Regions from separate parts of the Mus musculus genome. Here region 2 is linked to region 1. Evidence: chromatin loops called from intact Hi-C (ENCODE). Cell type or tissue: heart. All regions are shown on one strand.

Region 1 (8,000 bases):
TGCAGGGATCCAAGGTATGAGCTGTTACATCCAGCAACAAACTGATTTTTTTTAAAGATTTTATTTTATTATTATAATTAAGTACACTGTAGCTGTCTTCAGACACACCAGAAGAAGGCATCAGATCTCAATCCAGATGGTTGTGAGCCACCATGTGGTTGCTGGGATTTGAACTCAGGACCTTCAGAAGAGCAGTCAGTGCTCTTAACCACTGAGCCATCTCTCCAGCCCAACAAACTGATTTTTAAAAACTCTTCTGATTGAAATGGTCCAGATGACTTCTAATCTAGAGTCTGGCATGGCCCTAGGCCATCTCTGTCCTTCCCCGTCCACCCCTAAGAATGTATCAAACAAGCCGCTTGCCGTCATGTGTTTGCAGAGCTCTTCTGCCCCTTCCATCTCCAACAGGACACATCTACTCTGTTGAGTGCTGATCACATGCCCAGCACATGCTACAGGACGCACCCATGAGCTCGCACAGGCTTCATGACATCCCCACCTGTTAGCAAGAACATCCCCCAAACTTGCATTCAGTGTCCTATCCAGGCTCTCAGACTACAAAGAAGGATAGCCAGGACAGGCAGCACTGACCTGTACACAAGTCTAAAGCCAATGTTTGTTGCCAGGCAGTGGTGGTGCACACCTTTAATCCCAGCACTCGGGAGGCAGAGGCAGGCGGATTTCTGAGTTTGAGGTCAACCTGGTCTACAGAGTGAGTTCCAGGACAGCCAGGGCTACACAGAGAAACCCTGTCTCAAAAAAACAAAAACAAAAAAACAAAACAAACCAAAAAACCAATAGCAAGTGTTTGTTTTGTTTTGAAACAGGGTTTCTCTGTGTAGCCCTGGCAGTCCTAGAACTCACTCTGTAGACCAGGCTGATCTTGAACTCAGAGATCTGCCTGCCTCTGACTCTGGGATTAAAGGCGTGCACTACCACTGCCTGGGTAGTAGTTTGTTTTATTAAAATCAGCACAGATAGACGTGAACACTGTCCTGAGGGGCGGTGGTACATCATTGAGCAGCAGTCTTTTCCTAAGGAACAAATGCTAGCTGTGGGACACAATCAGCGTACACAGAAGAGCAGCGCAGCCTGGCCGGTGGTGAGTGCCAGGGGGAAGGTGAATGGGGATGGCTGTAAAGGTAGGCACATGGTAAGAACAGACCTTGTTCATATCATATCATGTAGGGTAAGCATGCCCATGTGAGGGGAAGTCTCATGTTAGCGTCTCAGCAAAGGGGACCGCAGCCAGACGGGGGAGGCAAAGGCAGGTCAGGGCGGCTGAAACAGTGAGCAAGATTACTAACAGGCGAGGTCAGGGAGAAGTGTCTTAGCATAGCAGACACCTGCTGGGAATGGAGAGCTATCACTGCGTTCTCATGGTGGCAGCAGCAATGAAGGCTCCCTGTGACCTGAGACAGATAAAGGGGTCTCGCTCCACCCCAGTACTGTACAGATTCGAGGCACTGTTAGAAACTCTACGAATGTTAAAAACCTCCTCACATTCTGATGCTAATTTCCTGTAGCTAAGCAAAGACGTTGGGGGACAGAGCATCTTGGTTCTCTAACTGGCAATTGTTGAAATCTCCCCACCCCAGCTGCCTTGAGGAATAGAACTGTCTGCCAAACCGTAAGGCAGACGACCCATATTCAACATTGAATATTCCAGAGGCCTTGAACTGTGCTCACAGCTGACAGGTGCAGCCTCGGAAATACTGCTTCCCTTTGTATCGGGCGTCTACTACCACGAGCCTTGGTTCTGATCTGTAGGTGATTCCCTGGTCCCAAACGCCAGTCCTCTGGAAAAGCAGCAAGGGCCCTTCACCACTGGGTTGTATCACCAGCCTCCCGCCCCGCTTGCCTACCTCAGCAGTGTAATTCAAAGCAGCTGAGCAGTCAGTAGCCTGGGCCCCAAAGGTGGCAAGATTGCCAACTTCGTGACATATGAAAAGGAGGCCACTGACCAGTTTGAGAGAGTGTCAGGGATGGGACAGAGGGAGGCAAAAGCAGAGGACAGGGAGCCAAGGCTAAAGGTGAAAGCCGTAAAGAACCAGGGAAAGCGAAGTGCAGGACAAGTTCAGGAGAGCTGTAAAATCTTTAAGAACCAATGGTCTCAGATCCCTAAGGTCTGAGAGTGAACCCCAGCTGCCGTCAAGGGAGGAATCCCAGTACAAGGAAGGCTACAGATGGGTGAATGATGGGATATCTAGGCTCTGTTTTGCAATCACCTCTTAAGAGAAATGGGATTAAAATTATATTAAAGGCATGTAGACTGACAGAAACTGGGCCATGGGCGCATACGGGTTATTTGTATTTTCCTAATTTTTGTGTACGTTTAAAAGTAAACATAGCTGGGTGGTGGTGGTACATGCCTTTGATCCCAGCACTCAGGAGGCAGAAGTGCGCGAATTTCCGAGTCTGAGACACAGCATCTCTAAGTAGTCTACAGAGTGAGTTCAAGGACAGCCAAGACTACATAGAGAAACCCTGTCTTGAAAAAGAAATGATGATAAGCAAAAGTAAATCTAAGAAAAGTACTAGTGAAGGGAGAAGAAACAGTAGGAATGGGGGTTGCTCTCAGGCTCAAAGTCAGAGGAGGCAGGCGAGTTCTCTGTACCAAGGGAAGACATATTTCACCATCGCCACAGACTACAGGACAGATCCCTTCCTTTCCTTATGGGAGAAATAAACAATCTCTGAACCAAACTTCCAAAATGTCTGTGACATTTCTCACACCAATCAATATCTTTGCTAGGAACTTTTAAACCTGCTAACTGATAAAAAGCTGGGGACAACTGGGGGTAGTGCTGTCTTGGGTGCTGCAACAGTAGGATAGACATGGTTTCATATCTGCGACTTGAGGAAGACCCAGTACTTCCGTGTGTCCCAGCTAGCTGAGACAATTCACTGCAAGACTGAGAGTCTCAGACACATTACATCTTTTTACTCACTCGAAAATGGCCACTGACACCTTACCATATGTGGAAGTTGGAGATACGAGGAAAAGACATATTATCTGCCCACACATGAAGTCAGAATCATAATTTATACACATATGAAACTGCAGACCCAGGTCAGTCTGTCGTAAGGAAAAACACGGGGCTCAGGACTGCTACCCAATTTTCTGCTGCGAGGAATACGATACGATAGGTACAAGTAGCTGGGACACACAGAAGTACTGTGATGAATAAGCCGAAATGTTTGCAGAAGAGAGACCTCCCTCAAGTCGCAGAAATGAAACCAAGCCTACCCTACCATCCCATTGCCCCGGACAGAACAACCCTACTCCTTCAGTGAAGCCTAGACCCAACTGAACCCCACCTCCCACTCGCCATCCACAGTGCCCCTCCCCCTTAGCTGTCTCGGATGTCACGCCCCGCCCACTCTGACGTCACTGCCCCGTCCTGCCCTGCGTCACGTCACGTCTCTGGACACAGCCGCGAGACACGCCCTATGCTGCAGCAAAGTCCTGTCACTCAGCCCCTTGTCGGCACCCCCGTTAGCCTTTAGCAGCCCCTTCGCTCGGCATTTTCTTCCACCTTCCACTCGATCTCGGACGGGGAACACGGCTTCCTCACCCCACCCACCCTGCGGCTGAAGACCCGCCTTCCCCGATGCGGCGCAGTCCCTTCTCTCCGCCCACTCGACTGCAGTCCAGACCCAACTTTGTGCCCCTTCGCATGACGTCATGCCCCCACCATTTCCCCCCCCTCAGGTTGCCCAGCTCCTCACCAGCTCAAACCGGTTGTTGACACGGACTCCTTCCTTCCCTGCACCCCCGGGGCGCCGGCCACCCAGCCCCGGTTTTGGTCCCTCTTCCTCTGCGTCATCGTCATCAAGGAGGACAAACTTCAAGGCGTCGGGCCCTAGGGGTTCCTGGCCGCGCTGTTCCCCCCTCAGTCTCCGGAGGGCCCGGCGCGACATAGGACCCGACAGCCTGATGTGGGCAGAGGGACGAGGAAGAGCAGCAGTGTGGCGGCGCCTGCGCACTTGCGGCGCGCTGGCGCAAGATTGGCGTGTCGCGTTTGCGCGCCGCGGCTCTCCGGAACTTCCTCCCAATTCCCCGTGGAGTCGGGGAAGGTGCAAGGGTGGCCCAGGGAGCTCTCGCGAGAGTCGGGCCCTAGCGGCGGCCGTGGTGCGGTGCTTCGGCTTTGGAGATGGCTGGCTTTCAGAAAGCCGGCTGTGCGGCGGGCAGCAACGCGCAGGCTCAGAGCGCTGCTCCGCACGAACGCGATTCCCGGGGGCGAGCCTGGGGGCGAGCGGGCAGGGGTGGGGCAGGCGAGGAGGCCGTGAGAGCAGGTGCGCACGCCGCAAGGCCCGTGTGCAAAGACCTCTGCTATGACAGGAGCGAGGGACCCAGTCCCCAACCCCTCTCTGCTAGCCTACCCATGCGACTTGTCCGATGTCCCCCACCTCCACGTTGTTACTAGACTGCAAAGGGACAGTTTTCACCTTAATAGAACCAACCTAACTTCTTTCAGACTGGGTAACTCCTCTCCACAACGTGCACCGAGCCGAGTTAGGTGTTAGGGCTTGCTTTTTATTGTCGCGAACGCAACAGGGGTGGTCATGTTACAGGGGTATTGGGTGAGGGGAGAGCTGCCTAGGTGTGGATCCGTGGTGTGAAGTCACGGCAGCCCTACCTATGTGTATTCTAATTCAGGAAGATTTTCACAATAAGGACATAGGGATCCTCGGCACAGATCTTTTCTTTTTCCATGTTCTTTTTGTTTTTGTTTTTTGAGACAGAGTTTCTCTGTGTACCCTTGACTGTCCTGGGACTCGCTTTGCAGACCATGCTGGCCTCTGCCTCCCAGGTGTTGTGACCAAAAGTGTGTGCAACAACAACCGACCTTTTTTTAAAACAAAACAAAAACACCACCTGTCTTAGGGTTTCTATTCCTGGACAAAATATCATGACCAAGAAGCAAGTTGGGGTGGAAAGGGTTTATTCAGCTTACACTACATACACACTGCTGTTCATCACGAAAGGAAGTCAGGACTGGGACTAAGCAGGCCAGGAAGCAGGAGCTGATGCAGAGGCCATGGAGGCTTGCTCAGCTTGTTTTCTTATAGAACCCAAGCCCAGGTATGGCACCACCCACAATGGGCCCTCACCCCTTAGTCACTAATTGAGAAAATGCCTTACAGCTGGATCTCATGGAGGCATTTCCTCAATTGACTCCTTTCACTGTGATAACTCCAGCCTGTGTCAAGTTGACACAAAACTAGCCAGTACACCACCCAAACCAAGATCTTGCCCTGTAACGCTGGCTACCCGTGAAGCTATGGAAATCCTGTTCTGAAGGGCTGGAATTACAGAGCTACTTCATGTCTACGCCCCAATTTTTATACTTTTGGAAAACTTTCCTAGACGAGTCAGGATTGAGTACCTCCAAAGTAAAATGAGCTGGGGTTGGGTTGGACCTTTCCCCAGCTTGAGAGCAGGAGAGGGCTAGGCCAGTCACTGCTCTTACTTGATCTTAGCCAAAAGGCTGAGAAGCAATCAGTCACTTATCTTAAATTCCAGCTTCATTTTGGGAGATAGATCTCCTTTTACAGGTGAAGACGCCTTAATGAGCTAAGTTTCCCAGAGAGAACCCGGTTTTGCATTCATGTGACTCCCAAAGTCCAAACAATGTAGGCGGTTGGCAAGGACAGAGAAGGCAGGCAGGGCAGCAATCCCTTAGTTCCTGCTCTTGTGTGAGCCCCCTGTCCCACTGTCCGTGTGCTCCACTCCACCCTGCCTCCCCCAGGAGTCTTGGTTCGTCCCTGGGTTGGATGCTGAGCCCTCTGCCCACACTATGAAGTATCTTTAGGTACTTCAAAGTTGATGGTTCACAGCTGCTGTCCCAAGGTGCCCATCCCCCCAACCCTCTTCCCTGCGCACTGTTAAAGTTGCAGCTTCTTCCGCATCAGGCTCAATGCTGCCGCCCTGACTGTTCAGGACCAGGCTGGCTTCTGTGCCATCCGTGATCAAGAGCTGTGGCCAGGCTGGGCAGTGGTGGCGCACGCCTTTAATCCCAGCACTTGGGAGGCAGAGGCAGATGGATTTCTGAGTTCGAGGCCAGCCTGGTCTACAGCCAGGGCTATACAGAGAAACCCTGTCTTGAAAACACACACACACACACACACACACACACAGAGCTGTGGCCAGCTTACACAGGTCAGTAGCCTTACCTTTGAATAAAGTGGGAGGTCTCAGTCTAGAACTGCCTCTCCTGAGACACAAGTCATGGACCCTGAAGGATGGAGTTGATCTTCCCTGAACCACTAGCTCCAAATGTGTCTCCCCAAACTGCTGCAGATCTGGTCCTTCTGAAAATCTCAGTTCTAACCACTGTATTTGGCATCGTCCCGATGGATGAGGCTGAGGCTAGCTCAGTGGGCTGACATGCAACCCACTGTTTAGAAAAGACCAGCAACCATAAGACAGGACAGGCTGTTGTACAACCTCCAGAAGTGGTTGTAGGGCACTGTACAACCACAGGCATTACCCTGCAACTCAGCTGGGTGTTTCCCAAAATATGAGTTTATTGCTTTCATTTGTGTTGTGTGAGGATCAGAACTGGTGACACCATGCTTGGAGTGTGAGCTGGATATGTGGCTGCTTTCGAGTCTGTAGATCAAGAACTGTACGTAGTTCATGGCACTGGATGTCCATGAGAATACTTCATGAACATGAGGGGGCTTCTTGTTTGAGAGTTCACTGTATAGCTCAGACATCTGCAGCTTGCTACATAGCCCAGACTAGCCTCAAACCAGTGACCTTCCTCATGCTAATTCCCAGCTGCTGGTTTAACAAGTGTGAGCCTCCATAATTGGTTAAATGTGAGTGTTGTCATTGCTGGCTGAGTGACAGTACTGATTCCTAACATTTTCTGCCTGTTCTTTTAAATCAAAGGGCCGGAGAGATGGCTGCTCAGTGGTTAGAGTGCTTGCTGCAGACCAAGCGAAGGGACTGAGTTCAGTTCCTAGCACCCATGTGTGACTCGCAGCCACCCTCAACTCCAGTTTGATAGTTCCCATGGGCTCCCGCACGCATGCAGTTTACATAAATTAACGTAAGCGAACATGTAACCCAAATAGGCATATCTTTTAAACTTGAAAAAGTCAAAATACAAAGGTGGTCTGTGAGGTGCTCAGATGAATGGGTGCCAGGAGCTAGCCTCTTTTACTGGGTGTTCCAATTTCAAAGATAACTTGCACAGGTCCATCTGTCACAGTCCTGTGCCCTTGGTGCCTCTTCTAGTCTGAGCAAGCTGGTGGAGGCTGGAGTCAGCCAGCAGGGCTCAGTTAGCAGGCTTCCGTTGGAGTTCTGGCATGTTCTGAGATAAGCAATCAATCTCTACCTTACTGAGCTTTTCTTTCCTAATCTGTAAAGTGGAGTGATGAGAGACCCCCTCCTCTGCTGGGTGCATGTAAGCAGGCAGGGAGCTTAGCCCAGGCCCATCCTGAGTCCAGGTGTCGGGACTGCCTCTGGGCTTAATGAGCATGATATCACCATCATTTGGCAGAGCAGCCGTGCTAACCTTCAGAAAGCATTGCCTGCAACCATGGCAGTGAAATAACATGATATGCAAGCTTATGGCAATGGTTGTAGGTTTACTGACTTTCCCTGATAGGAAGCAAGTCACCAAGCCCTCACAGGAGATTCCAGCCACCCCCTTCCCCTCCCCAGCTGCACCGTGGTCTTGGTATAGGAAGTAGAAAATTGGCTGGGGGTGTGAACTACAGGGATGCAGTTTTCATGGGTGACAACCCATGTTGGGGTGGGGCTTCTCGGTGATGCGTTTACCTGAGAGTCACTTATGTTCCTGTCAGTAACCCCTCGCTGTATTACAGTAAGCTCAGTAAACTCATTGATTGGTCAAGCTGACGTGAGTGGAATCATTCCTTAGGTCTGTCAGTGCCGTATCTGGATGCTCGTTCATATCTCCCTAGGAGAAGCCACATAGCGAGCGCTAGCAAGAGACCCAAGAGCAAGCTTGACCTGGGAG
Region 2 (8,000 bases), 69 kb before region 1:
TCTTTCCCTGCTCTTTCACTTGAAGAGAAATAAAAGCACTAAGCCCAGAGAGGCAAGTCCTGCTCAATCCTCACCACGTGGGGTGGTATCCTGGACTGACGGCCCCTCAGCGCTCGGCAAAAGCTCTCTCCAGAGCCACACGGACCATGTCCTGCTGGCCCTGCCTCCATTCAGGGAGAAGGCCATAGCTCCAGTCTACTAAGCACCAACAGCTGCTAAGGGTCTAAGGAGATGCAGGGGCCCTGGCTGATCCCTTTGGATGAGTCACCCTGGGTGCTACAGTCGTGGGTCCCCGACCAATGTCCAGTACCTCCCAAGCATCCTAAGGAGCAGCCAGAGTACAGGCGAGATTAAACTGTCCCAGGGCTCACTCACCCTTTCACCCTGCATGAGGAGGGCATCACTCTTGTCACGTGACTTCCCAGACTGCCCTGCACCTAGGCATGGTAATGTGACTATGTCCTGATCAATGGAACACGAACAGAAAGATCACTTAGGGCTTCTCAGACCTGTTCTCCCGCCCTTCCTCCTCTGACCGGAACGGAGGCGTAACGAGTGAAGCTGACACAGCCACCTTGAGCTATGACAGAAGCCACTCACGAGGACTGCCAGACGACAGATCTAAAGCGCTTCCACCTCCGCTCTGGCCGCTCACCACGAGGTTTCAGTCAGGTGAGGCAGAAGCAGACTTGTTTAGACCACTGCTGTTGGAAGGCTGAGCTCTGCCTCTTGCAGCCAAAAAAAGATTCCAAAAGACCATTCCAGTCACCTCACCCTAAGAAGATGGACAGCCTCAGCCTGAACACCGGCCTCCTGGCCTTTCTCTGCTCCCAGTTTCTCACTCAAAAGATCAATAATAATACTACCACGTAGGGCTAAGCACTCACAGGAAGAGGCAGATGCTCAGCCCCTAATCCATAAAGGCACTCGCCCAGGTCCTCCCCTTTCTTGTTAGCAATCTATGGGACATGCCCATCACCCACCCCAATATTGCAAGGGAAAACGCCACCAGGCATAGGATAATGACAGGAGGTCTCCAGGGACAAACTGCCACTTCTCTCCATCTTCATGGGAAAAAAATCCTCTTCAACCACGAGAAAGACATTTCTTTAAACACTATATTCTTGCAAGGCAGTGGTGGGACACACCTTTAATCGAAGCACTTGGAAGGCAGAGGCAGGCAGAACTCTTCACCTTGGCCTTGTCTCAGACCTTGGCAAGTCTAAGGCTGACAGCCTGGTCTACATAGCAAGTTCCGGGACAGTCCAGGCTACACAGAGAAATCCTGTCTTGAAAAACCAACCAATAAAACAAACAAACAAACAAAAAACAAACAAACAAAAACCATAAAATGCCTTCATTTTTCTGTTGGCAGCATGAGCTGCTCAAAACCAGTTGTTCCTTTTCTCTAAAAATTTCTCCTTTGCAGTTAAGACTTCTGCCTAAACAAAAAGCAAAAAACAAACACAGACTTCTGCCTAAGCATTCACACACAGACCGCTTTCTTTTCTATCACCACTGGGACAATCTCCATGGGGTCTGGTATCAGAATTGCTATAACGATAATCTTCATTAATGAAAAATTCCGCCAGGCGTGGTGGCGCACGCCTTTAATCCCAGCACTTGGGAGGCAGAAGCAGGTGGATTTCTGAGTTCAAGGCCAGCCTGGTCTACAGAGTAAATTCCAAGACAACCAGGGCTACACAGAGAAACCCTGCCTCAAAAAAAAAAAAACAAAAACAACAACAAAAAAGGTTTAAGCCCGGCAGTGGTGGCAGGTGGAATTTCTGAGTTCAAGGCCAGCCTGGTCTACAGAGTGAGTTCCAGGACAGCCAGGGCTATACAGAGAAACCCTGTCTGGAAAAAACCAAAAACCAAAAACCAAAAAAAAAAAAAAACCAAAAAAGAATGTATTGGGCTGGACAGAGAGAGATGGCTCAGTGGTTAGGACCACTGACTGTTCTTCTGAAGGTCCTGAGTTCAAATCCCAGCAACCACATGGTGGCTCACAACCGTCCATAATGAGATCTGAAGCCCTCTTCTGTAGTGTCTGAAGACAGCTACAGTGTACTTACATATAATAAATAAATAAATCTTAAAAAAGAAAGAAAGAAAGAAATCAATTGCAGCCCTACTCTCTTGCCCAAGACTGAGCGGAAGGACGAGTGTGTGGTTTGGTAACAACAGAAACTGGGAGTTGCTGCTGGGCAGTCACCGACGCCATGTGGTGACCAGCCCAGTCTAAAGGAACTGGGTGGAGCCCACAGGAGCCCCTTCCAGACGCCTTCTCTGGAAACCTCCCGATGGTTTAGAATATAGTCAGAGGGACAGGGAGACCTTGACCAGAGCTTGCCCTCCACTCTCCTCTGGGCTACCTTTCCCAGGAAAATGGCTCCCTTATGTATGTCCTGACTGGCACTGCCACCACCTGACCAGGAACAAAAGCAAGGAATGAATTAAGCAATGGAGCCATTTAACCCATCTTCCTGGTTTGTCTGGAACCAGTTTGGAGAACCATATTGCTCTTTCAGCTGAGTACGAATAGACAGCACCTCAGCCCAGCCCAGGCTGCAGGAAGCAACAGCCGGCTTTGAGTAGGACCCCATCTCCTATTTCCCCACCAGCCTTACAGAGATCTGCACCCAGAATCCGTGGTTGGCCTCAGGAAAGATACTCAAGAAAGGACAAAAAAAAAAAAAAAAAAAAAGAAAACTGTTCCATCCAGCCCCTGCAGAGGTCTCTCCTAAATCGAATAATAATTACAACTTGACAACTGAAACCCTCAGAGTAAGACCAAGGGTCTGTGGTACATCAGAGGCACTGGGTGAAAGTTCAAGACAGATTATGGTGAATAAGAGCCCGCCTCCGGTGTGTTACTTTAGCCACCAAAAAGTGCTAGTCCAAGGGCCACAGGAGTCCAAAGTACATCCTATTTGCTCACACCCTTAAAAAGGATGGACAGGCAATCCAGGCCAAGCAGGACCAGTGTTAATAATTCTCAACTACCCCAGAAGGCGCAACAAAGCGCACCTCACATTTCTACCCGCTATAACGTGAATTCATTCTGAGGATGCGACTGTCCCCACTGGGGCAGGTCTCTACGACCTTCCTCACCCATTTCATAGTTGTGAAACCGAAGGCTCAGAAAAGCTCAACATAGCAGAAGGCGAGTCCCTGCGGGTCCTTGGGCCGGGAGTCCCATACTCAGGCTCTGAAGCCACCCGGTGATTGGGGGTGGGGGTCGGCATCTGTGGACGCTAAGCTCTGCCCTACGTACTGCGGGGACCAATGAGGTCACCAAGGCCTTGCGCACAGCGGAGAGCCAGCAGGCGGCAGCCGGGAGCTGGACGTCTTGCTTGAGGCCTCTGCCAGTTCTGCACCATGAGTGCGTGGGTCAGAAGCCCGATCCCGGAGTCCGACCAGTGGCGATTGCATGCTGAGATCTGGACCCTCGCCTGCTTTCCCACCAGACCCCCCCGACACCTACAGAGACCGCTTTCTGGCTTACCTGGCTGCCGCTACATTGTACCGGACCGGCTGGCTACACTGTAGTTCGCCGCCGCTGATACACTGTACCGGCTCCTCCGCCCGCTGCTGCCGCCTCCGGCCAGGAGGTTCATGACACCGATTGCCCTGCTGGCTCGCTGGAGCACCTCCAAGTCTCCTGCTTCTGGTCCATAGAGTCCATTACCTTTGCCCTGAGTCTTTTCTCCTGAGTTCCCCCACCCCCACGCCTTAGTAATTGCATTCAAGGGAATGGTTCCACAGTGGTAACCCCTCAATGTCCCCACATCCCCAACACTGACATTCAGCTGTCCCCAGGACACCACCATCGAGACATTTAAGGTGCGTCTCAAGCTCCAAAGGTCCTATCTGAGAAAACAACAATAACACCACACACACACATCACACCACATACACACACACTACACACCACACACTCATACACACGACACACACACGACATACCACATACACACCACACACTCACTATACACACTACACACATACTATACACACCATACACATACACACACACCTCATACACACATGACACACTACATACACACTACACACACCACACACACTACACACACCACACATACACATCACACAACATAACACTACACACACCACACGCACATCAAACCACATACACACACAGAGACATACACACACCACACACCTAACACACCTCTGTCTGATAGTGAATAAATCATTCCCACCTGAGGCCAACCTTCAGTGCGTTCCTGATCACATTCCTTTGTCTGATCTAACTTCCACCGGACTCAGGACCAGCCCTTCTTCCCCACCCCACGGTGACACCACAGCCATGACAGCCTCAGCACCCTCAGACTCCCTCTGCACCTCAAGCCCAGCAGTTGGAGGATCCCAGGGAAGAAGTCTGCCTCAGACTTCACCTCCCAGCTCTCTCACCAGACTTCACCCTCCTTACCCCTAACAGGCCAGGTCCACACTTAGGCCTCTCTGGCTCAGCCTTTAGGATACAGTCTTTCCTAACCACAGCCAAATGTCTCTCCTAATACTTCCTCCTCATCTGTGAGCAGAGATATCGGAGAGGCACTCGTTACTGTCTGATGACTCTCCTCTGACATTTCTACTGACTCTTTGTTCCTCATCCCAAAGGCTAAGAGCTAAAGGCAAGTGTTTTGGATTATTACTTCTGTGCTAGAAGGCCTATACCAGTGCTTGTGATATGAGCCAATATCTGTACTAGCACTGGGCCCTCACCTTCACAGAGAGTCAAGGATGGAGCCACGTCTGCCTGTCTTCATTACTATGAGTCTTGACAGTTTCTCCGTTGATGCAACAGCACTTTTTCTTTTCTTTTCTTTTCTTTTTTTTTTTCTTTTCTTTCTTTTTTTTTTTTTTTTTGGTTTTTCGAGACAGGGTATCCCTGTGTAGCCCAGGCTGTCCTGGAACTCTGTAGACCAGGCTGGCTTCGAACTCAGAAATCCACCTGCCTCTGCCTCCCGAGTGCTGTGATTAAAGGCGTGCGCCACCACGCCCAGCATGCAACAGCACTTTTATTGAGTACAACTATATGCCATGCTCAGGCACATCACCAGAAAATGATCAGGACAAGACTTGAGGAGGCTGCATTGCCCAAGGACCAGACAGACAAGTAGAAAAGGCAAATGGATCAGGTGTGTGCTGAAGGACACAGAGGCTAGTAAGGCGGGGCCTGAGATTAGATAGTGAGGCTGGACGTCTGACTTAAGATTCAAAAGGAAATGAGTTGACACACACTTAGAAAATGACATTTGAAGAATGTGGCATCTTAGTCCCTGTTCTTTTGCTGCGAAGAGACACCATGACCAAGGCAACGGTTACAAAAGAAACCATTTCACTGGGGAATTGCTTATAGTTTCAGAGGCAGGCATGGTGCTAGAGTAGTAGCTAAGCACTTGCATCCTGATTCACAGTTGGAGGCAGAGACAGGGAGACAGACAGATAGACAGACAGACAGACAGACAGGACCTGGCCTGAGCTATTGAGACCTCAAAAACCACCCCGAGGGTAAATACCTCTCAATCATTTCTAAAACAAGTTCTATGCACTAAGTACAAAAAATTCAAATGTATGAACCCTGAGACCATTCCCATTCAAACCACCACAGACAGGAAAGCCTGTAACTCCAACAGTTCAAAGGCAGTGATAGGAATACTGGAAGTTCAAGACAAGGCTTAGCTACATGAGAGTTCAAGACTACTTTGGATTACAGGAGACACTGTCCCATTAAAAAAAAAAGCAAAAAGTAAAGGAAAATTGTAGCGGTTTGAATGAGAACGGCTCCCATAGGCTTGTAAATTTAAATGCTTAGTCATCAAGGACTGGAACTACTTGAGAAGGATTAGAAGTGTGGCCTTATTGGAGTGAGTGTGGCCTTCTTGGAAGGAGGTGTGTCACTGAGGGTGGGTTTTGGGATTTCAAAAAACCCAAGCCAATCCCGGTGTCTCACTCTTCTTGCTGCCTGAGGATCCAGATAGAGATCTCTTGGGTCCTTCTCCAGCACCATGTCTTCCTGCATGCCACCATGCTCCCCTCCATGATGAAAATGGACTAAACCTTTATTGCAGGATATTTGATCACATTGTGAATCCCAAGGTTGTGTTATTTACTGGAGAAACATTTTTTTCTTCTAATTGATGTGTGGCTCAGCTCTTAACACATACCTTTAATCTCTCTGGCTAGAGTACAGACATGCCCTTAGTACACACCTTTAATCCCAAACAATGAAGCCAGATCAGAGAATAGGATCTGCTCAACTCTTCCAAGAAGAGAGAGGAAAGTGAGGCAACATAAAAGGGAGCAGTACAAAGAGAAGAGAAGAGAAGAGAAGAGAAGAGAAGAGAAGAGAAGAGAAGAGAAGAGAAGAGAAGAGAAAGAGAGAGAGAGGGGGGGGGGGAGGAGGCGGTTTTACTGAGACAGTTGTACAGAGACAGGTTGCAGACTGAGAACAAACTAGACACAGGTGAAGACAGAACAAGCCAGAGAAGGAGCAAGAAGATCAGAGCAGCAGACAGAACAAATTGCCAAAGTTAGCATGAGGCCATGCAGACCAATTCAGCCAGAGGCTGAGAGAGAGACCAGTTTGAATCAGTCATCTTGGAGAGGAGTTTGAGCTAGAATAGCTGAGTTGAACCAGCCTGCCAGAGCTCAGAAAGAACACGAAAGTATGAGCTTATTCAGCAGTAAGTCTCAGCAACTGAAAATATTCTAGGCCTATATAAGATTGTACAGAGGTGCCGGGCAGTGGTGGCACACGCCTTTAATCCCAGCACTTGGGAGGCAGAGGCAGGCGGATTTCTGAGTTCGAGGCCAGCCTGGTCTACAGAGTGAGTTCCAGGTCAGCCAGGACTATATAGAGAAAACCCTGTCTTGAAAAACAAAAACAAACAAACAAACAAAAAAGATTGTACAGAGGCTAAGCCTAGGTTAGCAGACTGAGGCAGTGAGCCCGGGAGATGACAATTATGCAGGAGAATAAAAGTTACTTTTACAAACTTCTGAAACTGTAAGTAAGCCCCCAATTAAATGCTTGTTTTCTTGCTTGCTTGCTTGCTTGCTTTGTTTGTTTGTTTGTTTTCTTTTATTTTTTTGTTTTTCTGAGACAGGATTTCTCTGTGTAGCCCTGGCTGTCATGGAACTCACTCTGTAGACCAGGCTGGCCTCGAACTCAGAAATCTGCCTGTGAGAGGTGGATTCATGTTTTGTGACTCATTCAAGCCCCAGAAGCTCCCACGAATTTTTTTAGTTTACAAAAAGAGAAATGTTTTAGATATATTAGAATTACCGTTGTACTAAAATCCACATTGTAGAAAAGGCAGCTAACGTGTCTGTAAGACAGCTGGAGGAGCCTCGCTTTGGGTTAAAAAGCATGAAACTTTTTCCCTCTGTCCAGGAAGCTGTGGATGGATGGATGGATGGATGGATGGATGGATGGATGGATAGATAGATAGAGAGAGAGAGAGAGAGATTGGACAGAGCATATCAGAACTCCTCCACTGATCAATGTTAAAACTCTGAATTTTTGAAGTCTTATTGTAACAATAGCATAGAAAGGGGTTAAGAAATCCAAAACAAAAAAATAAAATAAAAAATTAAAATAAAATAAAATAAAATAATTCCAAAACATTTTATTTTTCATATTCCTTAAATTATTCTCTTACACCTTTCCACTCTGCCTTTACATAGTTAAATCATTTTCTCAGACTCTCAGAACTTGCATAAATTTTAATCCTTTTTTCTTCCCATCTCACAAGTCATCAGAATCGTCAGGAGTTATTACTGAGTCCAGTCGTTACTAAGCACAAAGCAATGAAGGAACAGGAAAAACCTTGCATCTACGTTGCACCTACAACCTGTTTATTCATCAGTTGGAAGCCTGTTAGCAAGGCAAACCTGTCTGTCTTTGTCAACAGGAGACCTAATAGCTCTAGAAAAAGCAAGGCCTGATGTGTACATATGAAACGAAC

Evidence for each region. A loop is a pair of places that touch in the nucleus more often than their neighbours do. Peaks named below come from ENCODE experiments on the same cell type or tissue, not always from the same donor. Only the 100,000 strongest peaks of a DNase experiment are listed, where the experiment ranks them.
Region 2: a loop joins it to region 1, with 4 times the contacts of the local background. A loop is called at or near these places in 3 of 42 quality-filtered maps.

Annotation. Positions count from the first base shown.
Region 1 is chr8:123,369,797-123,377,796 of GRCm38, reverse strand. Tcf25 (transcription factor 25 (basic helix-loop-helix)) reads right to left here and starts at 4,086. Exons shown (of 18, transcript NM_001037878.4): 1 at 3,733-4,086. The coding sequence starts at 3,924. In heart, a CTCF peak has its summit at 4,128; DNase peaks (open chromatin) are centred at 3,416 and 4,046; H3K4me3 peaks cover 2,190 bases; H3K27ac peaks cover 2,577 bases.
Region 2 is chr8:123,438,560-123,446,559 of GRCm38, reverse strand. It overlaps Def8 (differentially expressed in FDCP 8), which reads right to left and starts at 3,604. Exons shown (of 12, transcript NM_054046.5): 1 at 3,509-3,604. In heart, a CTCF peak has its summit at 3,501; DNase peaks (open chromatin) are centred at 3,339 and 3,509; H3K4me3 peaks cover 1,155 bases; H3K27ac peaks cover 2,005 bases.